Regions from separate parts of the Homo sapiens genome. Here regions 1, 2, 3, 4, 6 and 7 are each linked to region 5. Evidence: chromatin contacts called from ENCODE Hi-C or POLR2A ChIA-PET data. All regions are on one chromosome and are shown on one strand. Each heading gives the region's core, a stretch centred on a gene start or an enhancer-like site at or near the end of the contact. The rest is flanking DNA. Distances are from core to core; before and after follow the strand shown.

Region 1 (2,700 bases), core at 136-2,635, 1.6 Mb after region 5:
TTCAACGCTCATTATCTCATAATCACATACCTTCAGCCTACAAACCTGTATTGACTTCTCATCAAGCCCTATGTCAGGCTCTGGCAATACAAAGAGGAATTAGAATGACCCTGTTCTTCGAGGAGTTTATATCTAGATGGGGCATAGACACAAAAACCTAACACATAACAGAGGGTTGTAAGTGCTATGATTTTGTTAATCTGTGGAGTGCAGGGTTACAAAAGAGTGGCATCACACCCAGTTGTAAGTTCAGGGAAGACTTACTGGAGGAGGTGGTACTTGTCCTGAACTAGATGAAGAGGTTGGGAAAGCAGATGCAAAGATAAGGAGGGAAGAGAGAACTTTCGGATAGTTGTTTGTCAGGAGCTTAGCATGTGAGGGATAGAAGGGGTTAGGGATGAAGCATAGAGTTTTTCAGACACCAGTCATGAGAGTCGAATGCTGGACAAAGTAGATGGGTCTTGAATCTGTGGAAAATGGAGAATTATTGCGGAGTTATTGGCAGGGGTGTAATATTGTCAGATTTACATATTAGAAAGAACACTCTATAAATAAAGGCAGAGTGATCAGCTAGATTATTTGTAGAAGTTCATGTAAACCTCAGTGAGATCTGAGCCAGACTGAGTTGAGAAGGAAGGGCTGGATTCTGTCATGAGAATAAGAGAAATGGAAGAATCTGAAGTGATTCTAGATTTTTGGCATGGCTGACTGGGTGGATGAAAATTCCATTTGTAGACCTGTAGGGGCAGCAGTCTGGGGGACAAAAGGATGAGTTTTGGACTTGTTGAGTTTGAACGATCTGGAAGACATTCACATGGATATGTCAAAAAAGGCATTTCAAGTGTCCAGTTTAGGAGACAGATGGGCTGGAGATTTGATGTTCATCAGTACTACCTGTTAGTGATCTTATAAGGATTAAATAATATGCATATGGAAAATATATATATACTTGCCATTTAGTTGTTTGTTGAGCATACTGAATATTTGCATACAAAGGTATACTTACAACACTTTTTTCACAAGCACAGCTGAAATAAACTATAACAACTACCACTTATACTATTTACCATAAATTGTGCTAAATGTTTTTACTTATTATCTAGTGTTTATGGTAACCCTTTGATATAGGAGTAGTTATTCCCATTTTTTTTCTTATGAGTAAACTGACTAGGAGATATAGTGTAGGTTGGCCAGGGCTACACAGTAGCAGAACTGGGGAATTCCAAGGCCAGTGTTCTTTCTTATGACGCATTTTCTGTCTTGGGTTACAACAGCACTAACGACAGGTAGCATTGCACACAGGCAGCTGCTGGGAAGTCTCCGCCCCCATCTCTGGCTAGGAGCCCTGCAGGTGATGATAAACAAGCTCCTGTGGAATTGTGGGTAGACACTGGACTTGTAAACGAAAAGCTTCATAAGTCCCTCTTTGCTTAGTACTTTTCTCGTCCTTTCCCCAGGGTGCACGTAACCCTCAAGCACTAGGACCGTGCGGAATCCAGGCTGCGATGGCACCTTCATTTACCGCCCGCATTCAGTTGTTCCTCTTGCGGGCGCTAGGCTTTCTCATAGGCTTAGTAGGCCGAGCAGCTTTAGTCTTAGGGGGTCCAAAGTTTGCCTCAAAGACCCCTCGGCCGGTGACTGAACCATTGCTTCTGCTTTCGGGGATGCAGCTGGCCAAGCTGATCCGACAGAGAAAGGTGAGAATGCAATTCAGAAGAGGCTGGAGGGACAGGTCTTTTAGCAGGATCCAGGAAGCTTAGTGGTGGCGGTGGTTGTGGTTTCCTTTCCATTCTCTACTAGGGCGACTTAGGAGAGGCATTTATTGGGGATGAAGGGAGACTTCTGGGTGTTGTAGTACGTTTATTTTTACCAAGGACATTTACTGTGGGCATGGGTTGGACTATTTTGGTACCGTCATAGTCCTTCCTATCCATTTGTCCTATTTGTGCATAATTACTGTGTGTGGGGTAAAGCAGGTGTGAATTTCAAACTGATTCTCAGCTATGGAAAGTCAGTCTCTCTCTTTCTCTCTCCCTCTCCCTTTCTCTCTCTCTATTCTTCCGTCTCTCACAGGCCCCAGATCAACCTGCTGCTTACCATTCAACCAATTCTTTTTAAAATTGATTTAAAGTAAAAGTAGTACTTGGTCTAGGATAGTAAAAGCTGCGTCTACCATATATTTATTGCATAGTATATGTGAAATACTCTGCCTGGGTACTTAAACATATTCTATTTCACGGATGCAGTTATATAGGCAATATTCATATTTTATGCATAAGGAAACTGAAGTAAAATGATTTGCACAAAAATTGTTGAAAGTTCTAAATTAAAAAAATTAAGCAGCTCATTCGTTCTCTATAGAATTGTGCAGGCAGGACTATTCATCTCTGTCATATAAGTGATTGGTTACCTGGAGATCTTGAGCTACAGTCTAGTATTGTTTATTTATACTCTGCTTGTTTTCACCTCTCTGCTGTTTCATTTGTTTTTCGTCATTGCTTTATTTCCAGAATCTACAATACTACTTAACAAAGAATAGGCATGCAGCAAATACTATCTCAGTATGTGCTCCTGAATGTATGAATTATTAATATTTGTATTGTACTCCTGGTTACCTTTCAAAGACATATCCTGTCTTCTTGCCGTACCCCCTCCCCAGCCTCTACCCACTCATGCATGCTTTTCTACCAGTTAGGGAGG
Region 2 (2,700 bases), core at 97-2,596, 1.7 Mb before region 5:
AAGCTTCTTTCATCTCTCACTGAACCCTCCCCTAGCTGACCCCTGTTTCACAGGGCTCCCTCTATTATGACGCAAACCACAGCGTCAAAAATGAGGCTGGGGGTATCTCAAGACAAGACCCTCCTCTCACCACCTGAAATAGGGCCAACCAGAGAGAGATAAGGGATCCCTGAAAGTCTCTTCAGGTTACTCAAAGCCTTCACGAACAAGACAGACAAGACTAGGCGCCCAACTCAAATCACAGTTCTGGGGTCGTGTTCGGAGAGTTTAAATAATCCTTTCCATCACTCTCAATATCATTCCTTCCCCGACCAGTCAGGAGTCTCATCACCCCCAAAACTGAAATAAATATAAATCTCTAAACTGACCAGCTCGTTCTGTACTTTAAAGATGACAGGGTTCTGGCTGCATCCCTGAAACTCAAAAGGATCTATTCAAAACCCCTCAAACTGACTAGAATTTCCTCACACTCCCGAAACTAAGCAAGGATTCTTTTGCATCGCTCGGAAACTGGCAGCGTTTCCTTGCAGCCCCCCCTCAAACTGATGAGAGCTCCCTAGTCTCCCCAAATGTTCAGGTACCTCACAGTATATCCTAAAACTGACAGTAATAGCCTCGCAGCCCCCAAAACTTACAGGAATCTTAACGCTTCCCCAACTGACAGGAACCTCCTCACGCCCCAAACCTGACAAGAACGTCTTCAGTCCAGAATCCTACAGGGACCTCCTCATGCTTTGGGCTGCAAGGACTCCACGCCCGCGGAGCTCAGCCCCAGCGACACGCCGGCAGCCGGGCTAGCTCCGGGACTGCGAAGCGCCTCAGCGGAGGCTCGTCCGGTAGTTCCGGCCCCTACGGCGACGCGCGTCGAATTCTGGGATAGTCCCCGTACCGCCGGGAACCTCGCTCGCCTTCCCCTCGAGCCCCCCGCTGGGTCGCGCGGCGCCAGCCGCTCAACGGTGCTTCAGAGCAGCCTCCTCCACAACATTCCCCTCGGCCCGGCCGTTCGGGCCTACTGGAGACCGCGGCTTGGGCCTAGTCTGGCGGCCGCCCGGCGAACGGGCAAGTGGCGTCGTCGCTGGGCCGGCAGGAGATACTCGCGAGCAAACCAACGGGGAAAGAGATGAACCGGCCGCCACGTCCGAGGCACACGGCCCGAAAAGTCGCTGGGAGAAGCCCAGTGGCGGTGGTAGGCAATTCGGAGTAGTCAATAAAGTTTATTCAAAACAATGAGGAAGTTGAGGCGGAGAGGGGAGGAGAAATACGGGATAAACAGCTACCATGTTGAGAGTGGCGGCGCTACCCAGACAACCAAGGCGACCGCCATCTTATGAGGGCTGGACTCGCGAGGTGAGCGCGGCGGAGGCGGGGAACCGCGAGCCGCCGGCTCCCGGGTGACGTCATCGGGGGGGCGGGGCGCCACCTTGAGAAAGGAGGGCGGTTCTCAGCCACCTTTGGACCCGCTCGTCTCTTTAAGGTGCCCAATCGCCGCTGAAGACCTTGAGCCCAGAGGCGGAGAAGCCGCCATCTTAGGCGAGGCAGACGTTTGGCTCCATTTTGAGTGGGGCCCGAAACTTCCTAGCCTTCCCCCTCCTCCGGGCAAACAGGGAGTTCAGCTACCCCGACTCGCACACTCCTCCTCCCCAGCCTTCTCCTCCTATGAGAGGAGGTGAACTCGGTGACTCCAAACTACAAAATTAATAGGTGGCGGCGGGGGCGGGCTTCAGCCGGGGTAGAGGCGGAGTACTCACCGCGGCTCCTGTTCATTGAGCACCTTCGATAGGCTGGGCTCTTTCCCACGGTCTCTGCGTTGTTGGTTCTTCCCCCTGTGAAGGAAGCTCTGTGATTATCACCAAATGAAGGCAGGGGCTTCGAGAAGCCAAGTGACTTGAGTCCCGGAGCAGGGACGTTGAACCTTGTGCCCTGTGCTACCCGCGTTCTGTCCCCAGGCCCTCAGTGTAGTTCCTCTGTAAAGCTGCTGCCAACTCCACAACTCCCTCTGAACTCTTCTTTGACCCTACTGTTTCACTTCAGTTCAAATACAGTTCAAGGATTTGTTTGCACCTGTCCCACAATTTTCTGACTATAGCCTGAGGGGAGGGGAGAGGAGGGGGGATGAGAGGAAAGGCTGAGTTAGTGGAGCTTTGCTGAGTTAGTGGAGCTTCGTACATATGCTTCAAGATGGCCTAGGTTTTCTCAAACATTCTAGAAAATTCTCTAGGAGTTATCTTACTATTTCATTTTCTTAAAGGGTCCCATTGCTTTAAAAAGGAAATGTGTGCGTGCACACAATTTACTAACCAGTGATGGTGGGGTAGGCCCTGGGGATGCAATGGTGAAAACAGGGCCTCTGGAGTGGGAGGGCATCTGCCAGTGCAGGAAACAAAGTTGCGAGTAAACAATTGGAATAGAAGGCACAGTAAGCACACAAATACCACCTGCAAAATGACCTTTGCAAAATGCAACATGAAGCTACAAAAGAGCCTTACAAGCTGCTTGCAGCTGCTGTAAGAAAGACGGCAGGGGGACATGGACGATTAAGTTCACTTAAATAAACAAGCGAGAACATTGTACTCAAAAGGATCAACGTGTACAAATGCATGGAGGCACATAGAAAAATATTTACTAGAAGTTGAATATTGTTGGAACAAGGAAAACAGAAGAGAGATAGGTAGGAGGTCAAACAGTAAAGGGTCACAACAT
Region 3 (2,700 bases), core at 60-2,559, 1.0 Mb after region 5:
TACCTTGTTCTCCTTGAAGACGATCTAATAATGTAATCTTGGCCAGTAGGAGCCTCAGCAAGTTTTCCCCCATTTCCTCTCCTTCCAGTCAAGCCATGTGAACACAACTATCCGGATTTCAGTGTATACAGGCAGGCTGTCTCTGCCATGTGCCAGTTTACCCACTCTCACACAGGAAGGCACCCACAAACCATAGACACAGATACACATACACACACTCACTAGGGACCTCAGAAATGAAATCACAAACACACCCGCACACAGAGACACATGCAGACACACACAAACACACACATAGACACACAAACAAGAAACCTCACAGGGGCACAGGGGTGCAGGCCCAAGCATTCTCCCACACAGACACATACACACCACCACAGGCACGAGACTGCCTACAATTTCTCCCACACAGGTTCTAAATGTGCAAAGGGAACAGGAGACAGGGGAGAATTCCTGACTCCAGGCCTGGGCCATCATGCCATTGATTGATGGGCAACTCTCGCCTTCTCCTGAGAATCAATGTGGGAAGTCTGTTAACAGATAGGATCCAGCAGCTGGTGTAAAACTGGAGCATCCTGGGTCAAGCTGCTTAAAAAGGAACCTCACTTTGTGTTAGAGACAGAGAGAGTTCCCTTGGGAGCCTTGGCCCTGTGTGATGCCATAAGAATCTGTGGTGTGTGGTGGCATTCCCCAGCACCCCTGAGCCACCCTCCTCCCACCCCCATCTGTGTGAAACCCAGGACAGCCTGAGCAGAGTCAGACTTGAGCAAGTTGCTGAGTGTCCTCTCTGAGAGATACTCCTGCTTCAGGCCCTGTGGTTTCCAGTTGAGCAGTCCACCTATTTTGATGACCTCCATGTGTCAGCCCAAGGCGGTAAACTCTACCTGGAGCTCCAGGCTTTCGTAGGACCCCCAGTCCTGCAGCAGAACCTTGTGTAAGCCAGCTGGGTGACCAGCACCTTGTCCTGGGGCAGTAGCCCTATGATCCTAGTCCTCCTGTGGTGTCCCAGTAATGATCATGTTTTTTGTTGTTTACTTTCTGCACGGGCAAGAGCCATGAAACCTGCAGAGAGCCAAAGGAAGGGCAAAGGCTGGCTCCCTAAACAGGATTCCCACAGGATCTCCAGCCTACTGGTCCTGGTCCTTGGTCACACGGTCCCATGAGTTTGGTGATCAATCTGGGACCAGGTGACTGATTCCTTTCACTCCTCTGTCTTTTTTTTTGTTTCTCTTTCCTCTTTACCTTTTTTCACATGGGAAAAGGCGGAGGCCCTGGAGTTGAAGTGGCAGGGTTACAGTTGTAGTTGGCGTTTGTGGAGCCATACTGCCATCAAGCGGAAACTGTATCTAGAAACCGGAGGCAGCTGGGCACAAGTGCTGGGGAAACCCCACGAGCGCAAAAGAGATGGCGGCATGGAGCCCCCAGGCTGAAGCAGGACAAGAGAGGAACTCCAAGCTGGCCCTTGGCCTGTGCTCATTCCCAGGATGCCTCCCTGGTTCCACAGCTCTCTCCGAAAAAAAGGGCAGGTAGGGGCGACCCACCATGGGTTCCCCTGGTCATCTCCAGGTACTGCTGGTCCTGGGTTGCCACGTCTCCAGTATCCCGAAGCTCCTTTGTTCCCCGGGAGGATCGGGGCCCCCTTGCCAACACGTGGCTCCAGCCAAGGGAACCCCGGAACTCCCCACAAAAGACACCAGAGTAAACGGCCCCCGTCTCGGCCAGTGGCTTCGTTTATGTCCATCTCAACATGGCTGCCGGGCCAGCTCCGCCCTCTGGGCTGACTGGTCTTGGGGCTGCCTGGCTGTTCTGTCCTGGGGCCTCTAGAGTAGTTGCTTCTCCAAAGCGTCCCAATGCCAGGTACACTTCCTTCAAGGGCTCAGAACCCCGGTGGGGGAAACCCAGGCTTAGACATAGTCTAAGCACATCCTCGCTGATCTCTGTTCCTGGCAGAAGGCAGGTGTCCGTGCATCCTGTTGTGTTCAGAAACAACTTCCACTAGATGGCAATGTGGCTCCACAAACAGCAGTCTTGTCTTTCCCTTCCCCCATTTTCTTTCCCTCTTTCTGTTTTTGGTGCCAAAAACCAAAACAAACACCAAAAAAAAAAAAAAAAAAAAGAAACTGGCCTAGGAGCACCCATCTCACCTACAGCAGGGCTTCCCATCTATGTGGTCACTTTGGGGGAACCGGCAACAGTAGGATGGGGTAGGGGTGGGGGCCACAGGGAGCAGGGCAGCTTCCTGGCCCAACAGGCCTCTGTGCCCACGCGGTGCAGACCCGGGCTTGAGGGGCTGATGCTTTCTCCTGGCTGGTGGCTCTTCCTCTGTGAGGCCACAAGAGGCCACTCATAGTGCTGCCAGCTGTCCATCTGAGGCACTTTGCATTGCAGTTCGCTGTCAATCTCATTGCTCACTGATTCTTTGTGTACTTTTGGAGTTTTTCTCCCTTCACTTTTTTCTTCTTCATTCTCTTTACTTTTTCTCCACTTCTGCTCCAGGAGCAGACTGGAAGGCAGGGTCAGCTGGGCGCGGGGACACCGTTAGGGAAAACAGGCTTACTTTTCCTAAGGAAATTAGTAGGACTCTAGCTGACCCCTGCGAGGAGAAATTGGCGTTTCCCTCTCCTTTCTGCCCTGTCTCCATATTGCAGTGGGTGGCTGATTATCTCTTTTCCCTGGTGTCCAATTCCTCCCCGTTTTTCA
Region 4 (2,700 bases), core at 103-2,602, 1.4 Mb after region 5:
TCCTTAGAACCATGCTCTCCCTCAAACATATGTTCCACTGCTTTGCCAATTATGGTATTTGCAAGGTTGGCATCACTAATGTGAGATGATGCCACCCTGTCAGAAAGAATTTTAAGAGACAAAACCCTTTCATCTCTGTGAAGTTCCAGTCCATAGACACAGTCAATTCCATCATATTTCACCAGATAAAGAGAGGGATTTATAGGCACCTGATCCAGAACGGTTCCTTTCCACTGCGTGATGGGCTCATCTCCTTCCTTCCATCCATGAGAAATTCTGCAGCCCACGATGTTCCTGCGGGGCTGGGATGAAGGTCGGCCTCTCTGCTTCTTTTGGGAGACTTTTTTCTTTGTCATGTTTGCAGACCCAGTGGCCCGTCCTGCAGCTGCCCTGGTTTGTTGCCCTTCGGCTTCCTGTGCGTTGGGGGTCTTCATGCCTGCTGGGGGAGGAGAGAGGATAGAGAGACACACCCAGTGTGCCACAAGGCAAACTTTTCCCTATAGCCATGTCTGGATGTAGTCTGCGCTAGTGCCTAAGTTTCCCCTAGGAGCCTGGAAGCAATGCTGGAAATCCTGGCTGCATGCCCGCAGTGCTCTCCCTCTTAAGTTCCTTTGGGCTGTGGGGAAGGGCTGGGGTGGTGCAGTAGAGCTGTCTGGGGTTAGGAACTCTGCAGAAGTGGCTGGGCCACCTCCTCCTAGCTCAGAGCCCACTGCCCTCCCGGAACCCCTTGCTACCACTGGCGTCCACTTCCAATCCCCTTGCAAAGAGGCCTTGACCGGCACCCACTGCCCTCCTTCCCTGAGCGTCCCAGCTGCTGTCCACAACACCCCCTGCCTACCCTAACCACTTCTCTGGTACCCACCGCCCTTGCTTCCCGGCGCTCACCTTCAAATCCTTGTCTGGCTCCCGTTCCTACCCCCTTTTCATGTTGCTCACCGCACTCCCCCACCCCACCCTTGCCTGGCGCCCAACTCCACCCCATGTCTCCTGCTGGATTCCTTCCCATCCCCCTCTCCATTCTGGCGCCCACTAATGGCCTTGCCCTGCCTGGCGTCCACCGCCGGGGATCGCGGGCCTCACGTGCCCAAATCGGACACCTCGCTGCTGCCTCCGCTACGAGCCTGTGGCGAAGGAGGGTCAGCAGGCGACCGGCCGAGTGAATGCTTGCAAGAGCGGGGAGGGTAGGATCCGTAGATGAGGAGCGTGTCTAGGAGGGCGGCGAGACAGGCAAAGAGGAAGGCAGCGGCGTCCCCACCGCTTGGCTCGCTAGCCCTCCGCCTCCCTGCTGGCGGTGGCGGCCCCTCAGCCACATCGGGATTCCACCAGTCCCTGCTGTCGCCGCGGCAGTCTCCTCCCTCTTTCCGTAGCGCAGCTTCCTGCCCAGAGAGAGGCCTCCTCTTCCTGTCAAACACCCGGCTCTCCTCTCCACCAGGCTCCCACGCCCACCACACAGCCTGTAGCCCCGGCGGAGCTATGGGCTCTGACTCCGCCTCTTTCCAAATCCGGAGTAGTTCGTGCCACAGTCGTCCTCGGAACCCTGTGGCCCCTTCCTCACCCGTTTCAGGGCCACTTGGTTCCCACCTCCACCTTCTTAGTCTGCCTGCCCTGCTTTCCATCTTCTTGGAATTCGCCTTGCTGCCGCCCCGCGCCCACCCCCGCGCCCACCCCTGCCCCTGCACCGTCCCATGCCCTTATGGATTTATTCTTTACACGTAAATATGTCTTTCCTCTTTTTGAAAGGATTTGGAGTTGGAACAGAGAAATTCACTATGGTAAGTCTGCCATTTTGACCCAGTCTCTACCTAATTTTTGCTGACTGATATTTCCTGGCATTTTTGTTTTTGTTTTCGAGGGATTTTTTTTTCCTTTTCTTTATTGCAAGATAATTGCATGTACAACGTGAACACTATCTACATTTTAGGAAATTAATATTAAGAGGAAAATCATCAACTGCAGTCCCATCTCCCATTTTTGAGGGCCTCACAGCAAAATATTAATGCTCATAGTTTTTTTTCCTTTTTCCTAAACTTTTGCAAAACTGGGATTTGTTTTTTATCTGCAATTCATGTCTATTAATTTTTCCAGGAAATTAGATGTTTTCTAATCGATTTTTTCATTCAACAAATATTTATTGAGCACCTGTTACATATCTTGCACTTGGTCCGTAAAACTCAATTTTAAAGTGATTTATAATTTGGCTTTTCTCCCAGTACTGGGCATTTGACATAATATTTCCACAATAACCAGTAATCAGATCTATGTATCGGAATAGAAAGCTTTGCAAAAAAATAACTTTATAAGAAATAATTAAAGTTATAGTTTTATAAATCAGTGGAGAAACGTTGGGTATTCTTTAAGGAATGTTGAAATAATTATTTAAATATTTTGAGAAAGGTTGTATACTAATGTTGTACCAGTATCAATATTTGATTTATTAAAAGGTAAAAAGCAGCAAAATAAAATTGAACAGAAAGCAAATGAACCAACCAAAAACTCTGTAAACAAAACAATGCTTAATGGTATCTTTCTTATTCAGATACTTATGGTATTTGAATGAGGGGATGAGTCGGATGTTAACAGAACAACTACACTTAATAAAATAACATCTACAAGGAAAAATAGAAGTAATAATAATCTCGATTCAACAGTCAAAGTATGAAAGAACATTAAAATATTACTTAATGTCATTGATCATGAAAA
Region 5 (2,700 bases), core at 93-2,592:
GGTTCCCAGGTAAGAAGGTTTTTTTGTTTTTTTGTTTTTTTTTAGTGGGGGGCAGCGGGAGGGAGAAAGGGCTATTATCAATTTTGTATCAGAGTTAAACTATAAACTAAATTCCTTCCCAAGGTTAGTTCGGCCTACGCCCAGGAATGAACAAGGACACCTTAAAGGTTAGATGTAAGATGGAGTCGGTGAGGTCTGATCTCTTTCACTGTCATAATTTCCTCAGTTACAGTTTTTGCAAAGGCAGTTTCAATAATAGTACTCTGTTTCCTGCAGTTTCTCTTCCTTCCTTCCCTTTTTTTCTTATCAAAGTAATATATGTACACACTTACGTGTAAATAATACATGTAGTATATCATATATTAATTATAAATAATATAATTAAACTACACATTTATTTAAAATAACATATTTATAACATATTATTTAAGTATTAGTTGATTATATTAAATATAATTAAATGTCATATTAATCTTATTATTATATATCATTTATACATTATAGAAATATATATAGCACAGAAGGGCTTCAGATAAAAAATAATAGTCCCCTGACATATCACGTCCTATCCCCTACCCCATTCTCCAGAAGGAACATCTTTGAACCCCTCTGGGCATTTTTCCTGGTGTGCATATCCCTACCAGTAGTCTTTCTGTTCTCAATTCTAGACTTCACTTATTTACAGATGGGGTCTCGCTATGTTGGCCAGGTTGGTCTTGAACTCCTGGCCTCAAGTGATCCTCCCTCCCCAGCCTCCCAAAGTGCTGGGATTAAAGGCATGACCCACCACTCCCAGCCCTAGACTTTATTTATTGACTTCTTACTATGGTACTTCCTTCACTTCCTGTTTTAAACAAGTGGGAAGATGAATGTGTGTGTTAAAATTCCTGATGAATCCCTGGTTTCAGCAATAACGATAATTTATACAGTATTTGCTATGTGGAAGACACAGTTCTAAGCGCTTTGGATGTATTAATCATTTAATTACAAACTCGATTGCAAGAATTAACAATAAAAAGCAGGAAGGCAAAGACAATGCTCGGTCTTCCCAGTCAAAAACCATTACCGGTAACCAGCAGTAAAAAAGAGAAGCTCAGAGGCACTGAAATTGCAACCGGCTCCTTTAATTCTCCATAGCGGATGGGTGGGGCCAGGCCCACCCACATTAGAGAGGCTGAAGGCTCCCAGCGCCCTACCCCGCCCGAGGGGCGGAGCCTGAGCCAAGGCCACGTGATGATGACAGACGGCACTCTGGCTTTCCTGGAGCTGTCTCTATGGTATTCTTCCCAGCCCACCCGTCCCTTTGGTAGCGGCAGTCACGTGACAGACTCCGGGGTAAGGCAGATGCCCACGTGATCCTGGCCTGCAGTTGGGTGGCTGCGGTGAGATACCTGGGTTCCTGAAGGGCGGGTGGTTAGGTCGTAACTACTGCCCCCGCCGGCTGACTCTCCGAGCGGCCGGGCTCGGAAGCCACGAGCCAGCTGAGGCGTTCTCCGCTTAGTGCCTACGGCATGGGTCAGCTCTTTCTGCCACCTCCGCCTTCGCGGTCCTCACCTCTTTGCGGGTGAAGTTACCTTTGGGTTTCCAGACCTTGGGGGCCTGAGGCCCAAACTCGGGACGAACCCCTAACCCACCTCTCTTTTCCTGTCATTCTCCAACTCTTACTTTGTACCACGGAATCACTTGGCCTTAAAGCTAGCCAGCTCGGCCGTGCCTTGAGGCCAGGTTCGAGAGATAAAGGTAACCGTGGGGAAAGCGGCCCCCCAGTGGACAAAGGCGGAGGCAAGAATAGAGCAGGCCTGAGGGCCATAGGCGATGAGAATAGGCAGTTGAGGGGTGAAAAAGAAAACAAACAAACAACAACAACAAACCCTGAAGAGTACTGAAGATTTAGAAGGGACTGGAAAGGACTTGTTGCGCAATGGAAGAATCTGACTCTGAGAAAACGACGGAGAAAGAAAATCTGGGGCCGAGAATGGATCCACCACTAGGGGAACCGGAAGGATCGCTTGGGTGGGTGAAGGGTATTTGTGAAACCTGGAAGTGGGGGTGTTCAAATTGAAGAGAGTATTGTGAATTAGAACACTTCTCCCCACCCCGCACCATGATAAATTGCTTTGATTTACCAGTAATGTTGATTGGGATTATGCTTTGGACGACAGGATAAACTGGAAAGCGAATTGGTGCTAACTGATCAGAAACAACCCTTGGGAAGGGGCTGATATTCCTGGTGGTGGTGCTGGGGGAGTGTTCTAATTAAAGCAGTTATGAGTTGCTTTGAATTATCAGTAAAGGAGATTTGCTGTCACCAGGTTGGGGATGGAAAGACTAGAAAGAAGATTTGCATTTCCAGGTCAGAGCTTGAGGGTGTTTTCTGTGCCAATTTGTACCTGAATTTGAGACTTACATCTACTTTGTGTCTGTGATGAGTGAAATAGGGCTTGGAAGGACAGCTGAAGGACTAAAAAGATACTTCCAGATTTTAAAATTAGGAGGCTGAATGTTTTTTATACATAGAAGATATTCAATACTCAGTCCTCAAGTAGAGGATATCAATATATTCTGTTTTTTTAGAAATAGAAGATATTGTTTGATTAAAGCAGCTGTGTTGCTTTGATTAAGATGATGAAAAATTGAATCTTGAATTTTAATGGCTCATTTGTATTCCTAAATAAATCTTCCTAGGAGTTCTCTCTTGAA
Region 6 (2,700 bases), core at 57-2,556, 1.0 Mb after region 5:
ACTATCACCTCTATGTTGCTGTCTCCCACATCAGTATGTCTAGTTCCAACTACTCTTCTAGCTCTAAAATATTGCCTCTCTCAATGCCTCCCTCACATCTTTTCATTAAGCTACAGCTACATCTGACTTTTCTGTCTTTATTAGTAGCATTTGGCACAAAACCACGGGGTCATTTATTTCCCAAATATTTACTGAGTACCTAATTTGTGTAAAGGGCTGTGCTGGTTACTTGGAGGAAGGTAGAAGGGTGGAGATAAGAGATAGTTATAGTAGTAAATGCTTTACATGTATTATCCCTGGTTATGGAAACACCTTTGCAAGGAAAAAATTATGGCCTAGAAACCAAAGTTCCAAGAATTTAAATAATTACTCAAAGAGCTCAGAGCTTGTAAACAGCAGAGTTTAACAGGCACTTCTACTCTGGCATTAAGGACTAAGCTCTCTCCATTTAAAAAAACAAAAAACAAACAAAAAGCACTGAGAACAAAGCTGAAGAAGTGTGATCTAGTTTGTCCATAGCTAAAGGGAGATGGATGTGTAGGCTATTTTAATAATGAAGGTCTAAGAAGTTCCAGAAGCCTTTTCTTCTGAGACACGTGGTACTTTCTTCTGGTTACCATAAATCATAGAATATAACATATCATCACTAGTAAGATGGGTCATTATTTTCCATACCTACAAGAAAGAAAAAAAAAAGCTGCCAACTAAAGTATAGTGTACCATCAATTGTTAGGTCGCAGAGATTTCCTAGATATTCAAATTTGGGGAAAAACATAATAAGCCTTCAAAAATTACAAATTTGCTTAAAAAATAAAGAAAAAATGATCTTAGATTCTATGACATACGGTGAATTCATTTTCCACATTCAATTTCCATGGTTTGTGCTAGTGTGCTATTCTGCACTCTAGTCAACTTACATGTTTGCATATTGCTTTTTAAATGTTTGTAGCTAGTTTCACAGCTCTGTGATGTGCATCTGCAGCTGGCTTGTAAAGCTCTTCAATAATTTATTTGGTTACCGCCCACCCCCGCGTCCCTCCCACACATATAAGCCATTCAGAGTTTACCACTTAAAGGTAAACTTGAATTTCTTCTCATCTTAAAATTGCATAAATTATATTAAATTCTCAATAAATTTATTTACATTTAGTGGGGGTGGGGCGCGATGGAAAAACACTATATTAAATAACGACATCGGTTTTTAACACCCATCCTAATAGAAACATTAAAATAGAATGGGGTAGGGAGGAGGGGTGGAGGCGGAGAAGGGATGTACGTCTCAGGATACAGGAAATACGGTAAGAGCGAAACAGGAGGAAGCCAGCTCTGTGCCTGGAGGGGACTCGCCGCCATCTCAGGTCTCTTGGCTTTGCCAGGGCCCACCGGAGAAAACTGACGACCCGTTTCTGTAATCCTTATGGGAGACCAACCTTGTGCCTCCGGGAGATCCACTCTCCCACCTGGAAACGCACGGGAAGCCAAGCCTCCAAAAAAGCGCTGCCTCCTCGCTCCGCGTTGGGATTATCCGGAAGGAACTCCCAACGGAGGTAGTACCACTCTACCCTCCGCACCTCCTCCTGCATCAGCCGGCCTGAAGTCGCACCCTCCTCCTCCGGAGAAGTAGAGAAATAAATTTCTCCCACCCTAAACCAGGTCAGATTCTTTCTCATCTAGGACATCTAGGCTCTTTGAAACTTATTTATGCATTCTCACAAATTTCCTTCCCCTTTTCCCTGTTCTTTCCATGATTTCAAAATAGAAAAAATAACATGCAGGGATTAAGCAGCTCTTTCACAAAATATGCTTGAATGAAATGATGGATATTTAACGACATTAAATAATTATTTGTAATATTTTAGATGAAATAATTGTAGTTATATTTTCTAAGAAATAGACTTGAATCTTTTGATTTGCTTGAAAGTAAGTCATTGGTGCCAAGGTGGAGGGAAAGTGTAATAAAAATGCTCATGAGTTGATAATTTAAAGCTGGGTGATGTATATGTAGGGATTTATTATATTATTCTCTCTACTTTTGCGTGCATTGGAAAATTTTTTTGTTAAAAAAAAAAAGGCTGGTTCAAGGCCAATAAAAAGCATCTGTTGAAGGCCAGCCTTCAGAAGTGTATGTCTTTCTCTGTGTAAGGCAGGAGAGTTGAATTTTTTTTTTTAAAGCTACAATGTGATAGTCAAATCCAAGTGCCATAATGTTTGCTTGTTCAAGGTATTCAGGAAGGGTGGAGGATGGACCAAGTCACTGCCTGGTAGTAATCATGAGCCATCAAAAAGGAGGAGTAGGGGGGCGGACGCGGTGGCTCACGCCTATTATCCTAGCACTTTGGGATGCCGAGGTGAGCAGATCAGGTCAGGAGTTCGAGACCAGCGTGGCCAACACGGTGAAACCCCGTCTCTACTAAAGTTACAAAAATTAGCCAGGCGTGATGGTGGACGCCTGTAATCTCAGCAACTCGGGAGGCTAAGGCAGGACAATCATTTGAACCTGGAAGGCAGAGGTTGCAGTGAGCCGAGATCGCGCCATTGCTCTCCAGCCTGGGCGACAATAGCAAAAAACTACGTCTCAAAAAAAAAAAAAAAAAAAAAAAAAAAAAAAAAGGAAGGAGGAACTTTGGGTGGGCCTTAAAGGTTGAGTGACATCTGCCATGTGGAGGGGCAGGGAATGCTTTTCAGGCCGAGGGTTTCCAG
Region 7 (2,700 bases), core at 31-2,530, 1.3 Mb after region 5:
AATGACCATGCCAGTTCTCTTGGAGCCATCGTCTTTGGCGTATTCCACCTGTTTGCCTACCAGGCTGTCTATGACTTCTCCTGGCTCCCTCTCTGCCAGAGGAGAATCATTGGAATCTTGAAGGATGCGGAGGTCACCATCTTTATAATCATCTAAGAGCTGGTACATATATAATACAGGATCTTTCTCATAGGTAATGTAAAACCATGTGTTCATGACAGGTGCCTGAGCTAAGACCATCCCCCTCCATTCATTTTTGGAACCTTCCTCTGTCTCAAAAATATGTTCCACTGCTTTGCCAACCATTATTTCTGCCAAGTGTGTATCACTGATTCTAGATGATGCAACTCTATTAGGAAGGACTTCAAGTGATGACACTCTTTCATCTCTGTGAAGTTCCAATCCATAAACACAGTCAAATCCATCATATTTGATAAGATACAGAGAGGGATTTACAGGTACCTGATCCAGAACGGTTCCTTTCCACTGTGTTAGAGGTTCATCTCCATCTTTCCATCCGTGCTGAATTCTGCAGCCCACGATGTTCCCCCGAGGCTGGGAGGTGGGTCGGCTCCTATGCTTCTTGTGTGCAGCCTTCCTCTTTATCATGGTAACAGACACACTGCCGTGGCCAGCGCCCGTCCTGGACCGCTGCCCTGCAGCTGCCTTTCCAAACGGGGTCTTCATGCCTGCGAAGAGGAGCACAGTTGCCAGGTGGACCGAGAAAGGAAATTAACAAAATCAATGCATAACACGGAGAGCTTTTTCTCCTAATCAGCGCACCCAGTAAACCCACACCTGTTTTTCCCGAAAGCTAGATAGCAAAGCTGGAAATCAAGGCACCCTGGCTGAGTGCCTGCAGTAACCTTCCTCCCCAGCTCAGTCTGGCTAAGATCTGCGGTTCGGTGAAATACGAAGCGTTTCCCCATTCCCCTCGCCCTGCTTCCAACACTACCCGGCCAGGAGGCGCAGATTCCCCACCGTCCCGGATTGCGGGCCTCAAGTGCACAAATCGGACACCTCGCCGTTGCCTCCGCAGTGAGCCTATGGAGGAGGAAAATCAGCGGGCGAGCAGCCCGGTGCTTGCAAAAGCTGGGAGAGGATGATCCATAGGCAATGAGTGTCTCTAAGAGGGCGGCGGGGCAGGCGAAGATGACCGTGGCGGCGTCCCTTGCTCTTGGCTCCTGCGTCCTCCGCCTTCCTGGTGGCGGCGGCGGTGGCGGTGGCCGCAGCCCCTCTCCCACATCGGACTCCCACTAGTCGCTGCTGCGCCGCAGTCTCCTCCTTCTTTTTCTAGCGCAGCTTCCGGTCAGTAGAGAGGCCTCCCCTTCCTGCCAAACACCGCGTGGCGCCCCTCCCCCACCAACCTGTACCACAGCCCTGGGCGTGGAAGGTGCTCCTAGGCTCTCGGTCTCGCAGCTTCCTCCAAATCAGAAGCTGTGGAGCCCACAACCACCTCTCTCTCACTGCATTGGTTTACCTCTTCTGGTTTAGCACGCGCCCCTCCCCTCACCTAACCTCAACCCTCTGCGCCCCTGCCCCTTCTGCTTTCCACCTTTCAGGAATTAGCCCTTTCCTTTCCCCTCCCTCCCCGCGTCCCCCCACCCTCCATTGAAGGGGATTTGTGGTAGGACAAGAGAAATGCGCTACTGCTCAGTGTTCAGGCTGCCATCTTGACCCAATCTACGTAATTTTTACTGACTTGTCATTCCCAGACTTAACTTCTTGAGGATTTCTTTTCTTTTCCCCTGATTGCAAAAGAATTGCATGCACAATATTGACACTGTAAAATTCAGAAAATTGACATGAAGAGAAAATAATTAACTAAGCCGGCCTCCCATTTTCCAGGGCTCACAGTGAAATATTAACACTATTTCCTTTTCCTTTTTTCTAAGCTCTTACAAAGCTTGGATAATTTTGAATATGCACTTTCATGTCCTGCTCATTTCCATGTAGAATAAACATTTGCTCAATTTTTTAGATATTTTCTGAGAACATGTTTTGTAGTAGCTTCATAAAATTAAGCATTAGGATTTTTCATAATTTTGCCGTTGCCTCCTATCTTCAGACGTTTAATTGTTAAATACCTATAAATTGTGCTTGCGCATGAATTATTCTGTTCACTTGAACAGAATAACCTAGACACTAAACTTAGAACAATTGCTATAATTAAAACAGGAATTTGTGAGATCATAAATCTGTGGAGAAAGACATTTTAGAAGTGATTCAATCAGTTTTATCGTTACAGCCATCCTAGTGGGTATGAAGTGGTACCTAATTGTGGTTTTAATTTGCATTTCTCTAATGACTAATGAGGATGAGCATCTTTTTGTGTGCTTGTTGGACATTTGTGTATCTTTGGAGAAATGTCTATTTCAAGTGCTTTGTTCATTTTTTAAATGAATTGTTTGTAGCAGGGCTGTTAATTGTTCTTTTTAAATTCTGGATGAGAGAACCTTATCAGATATATGATATGAAAATATTTTATCCCGTTTTGTGGGGTGTCTTCACTTTCTTGATAGTATTTTTGATGCACAAAAGCTTAAAACTTGGTTGTGCGTTTGGAGTCACACCTAAATAAACACTGCCAAATCCAAGTTCATGAAAATGTACCCCTATATTTTCTTGTAAAATTTTGTTTGTTTTTAGCTCTTATATTTATGTCTTTGACCCATTTTGAGTTAATTATTATGTATGGTG

What was found. Hi-C counts contacts between places; a loop is a spot of excess contacts on that map. ChIA-PET counts read pairs that join two places held with the same protein, here RNA polymerase II (POLR2A). Pooled maps may share reads with other maps.
Region 1: a loop to region 5 is called in a map of PC-9, with 12 times the contacts of the local background. The contact joins the promoter of FAAH2 here to the promoter of RRAGB in region 5. A Hi-C loop is called at or near these places in 2 of 168 maps with a recorded cell type or tissue (PC-9 and naive thymus-derived CD4-positive, alpha-beta T cell), 1 of 37 single-sample maps with no recorded cell type and 10 of 50 pooled maps. POLR2A ChIA-PET finds 5 or more read pairs at or near these places in 1 of 52 experiments (activated CD4-positive, alpha-beta T cell).
Region 2: a loop to region 5 is called in a map of B cell, with 19 times the contacts of the local background. The contact joins the promoter of PHF8 here to the promoter of RRAGB in region 5. A Hi-C loop is called at or near these places in 4 of 168 maps with a recorded cell type or tissue (B cell, CD8-positive, alpha-beta T cell and naive thymus-derived CD4-positive, alpha-beta T cell), 3 of 37 single-sample maps with no recorded cell type and 19 of 50 pooled maps.
Region 3: a pooled map shows a loop between it and region 5 (8-fold over the local background). The contact joins the enhancer-like site here to the promoter of RRAGB in region 5. A Hi-C loop is called at or near these places in 2 of 50 pooled maps.
Region 4: a loop to region 5 is called in a map of naive thymus-derived CD4-positive, alpha-beta T cell, with 11 times the contacts of the local background. The contact joins the promoter of SPIN2B here to the promoter of RRAGB in region 5. A Hi-C loop is called at or near these places in 1 of 168 maps with a recorded cell type or tissue (naive thymus-derived CD4-positive, alpha-beta T cell), 1 of 37 single-sample maps with no recorded cell type and 12 of 50 pooled maps.
Region 6: a loop to region 5 is called in a map of B cell, with 28 times the contacts of the local background. The contact joins the promoter of NBDY here to the promoter of RRAGB in region 5. A Hi-C loop is called at or near these places in 8 of 168 maps with a recorded cell type or tissue (B cell, CD4-positive, alpha-beta memory T cell, CD8-positive, alpha-beta T cell and 4 more), 30 of 37 single-sample maps with no recorded cell type and 28 of 50 pooled maps. POLR2A ChIA-PET finds 5 or more read pairs at or near these places in 4 of 52 experiments (MCF 10A, activated B cell, activated CD8-positive, alpha-beta T cell and 1 more).
Region 7: a loop to region 5 is called in a pooled map, with 27 times the contacts of the local background. The contact joins the promoter of SPIN3 here to the promoter of RRAGB in region 5. A Hi-C loop is called at or near these places in 2 of 37 single-sample maps with no recorded cell type and 6 of 50 pooled maps.

The regions. Positions count from the first base shown.
Region 1 is chrX:57,285,321-57,288,020 of GRCh38, forward strand. It overlaps FAAH2 (fatty acid amide hydrolase 2), which reads left to right and starts at 1,386. Exons shown (of 11, transcript NM_174912.4): 1 at 1,386-1,697. The coding sequence starts at 1,506.
Region 2 is chrX:54,043,127-54,045,826 of GRCh38, forward strand. PHF8 (PHD finger protein 8) reads right to left here and starts at 1,347. Exons shown (of 22, transcript NM_015107.3): 1 at 636-1,347. RefSeq lists enhancers at 1,019-1,268, 1,479-1,938 and a silencer at 1,289-1,458.
Region 3 is chrX:56,762,607-56,765,306 of GRCh38, forward strand. The region is part of intron 2 of NBDY (negative regulator of P-body association); the gene reads left to right. Among named protein-coding and RNA genes, the nearest start is that of NBDY, 35 kb to the left of the region's middle. RefSeq lists enhancers at 1,001-1,050, 1,071-1,190, 1,154-1,655, 1,651-2,010. Within about 2 kb of position 1,310, at least 24 of the 41 ENCODE cell types and tissues checked have a DNase peak (open chromatin) inside an H3K27ac peak, as active enhancers do.
Region 4 is chrX:57,120,196-57,122,895 of GRCh38, forward strand. It overlaps SPIN2B (spindlin family member 2B), which reads right to left and starts at 1,353. Exons shown (of 2, transcript NM_001006681.2): 1 at 1,043-1,353; 2 at 1-436. The coding sequence starts at 434. It also overlaps a transcript of FAAH2 not described here. RefSeq lists a silencer at 1,521-1,640.
Region 5 is chrX:55,716,407-55,719,106 of GRCh38, forward strand. It overlaps RRAGB (Ras related GTP binding B), which reads left to right and starts at 1,343. Exons shown (of 10, transcript NM_006064.5): 1 at 1,343-2,013. The coding sequence starts at 1,922. RefSeq lists enhancers at 1,472-1,671, 1,832-1,961.
Region 6 is chrX:56,727,937-56,730,636 of GRCh38, forward strand. NBDY (negative regulator of P-body association) reads left to right here and starts at 1,307. Exons shown (of 3, transcript NM_001348129.2): 1 at 1,307-1,653. The coding sequence starts at 1,418. The coding sequence ends at 1,624. RefSeq lists an enhancer at 1,348-1,427.
Region 7 is chrX:56,994,261-56,996,960 of GRCh38, forward strand. It overlaps SPIN3 (spindlin family member 3), which reads right to left and starts at 1,281. Exons shown (of 2, transcript NM_001010862.3): 1 at 956-1,281; 2 at 1-689. The coding sequence starts at 687. RefSeq lists an enhancer at 1,213-1,312.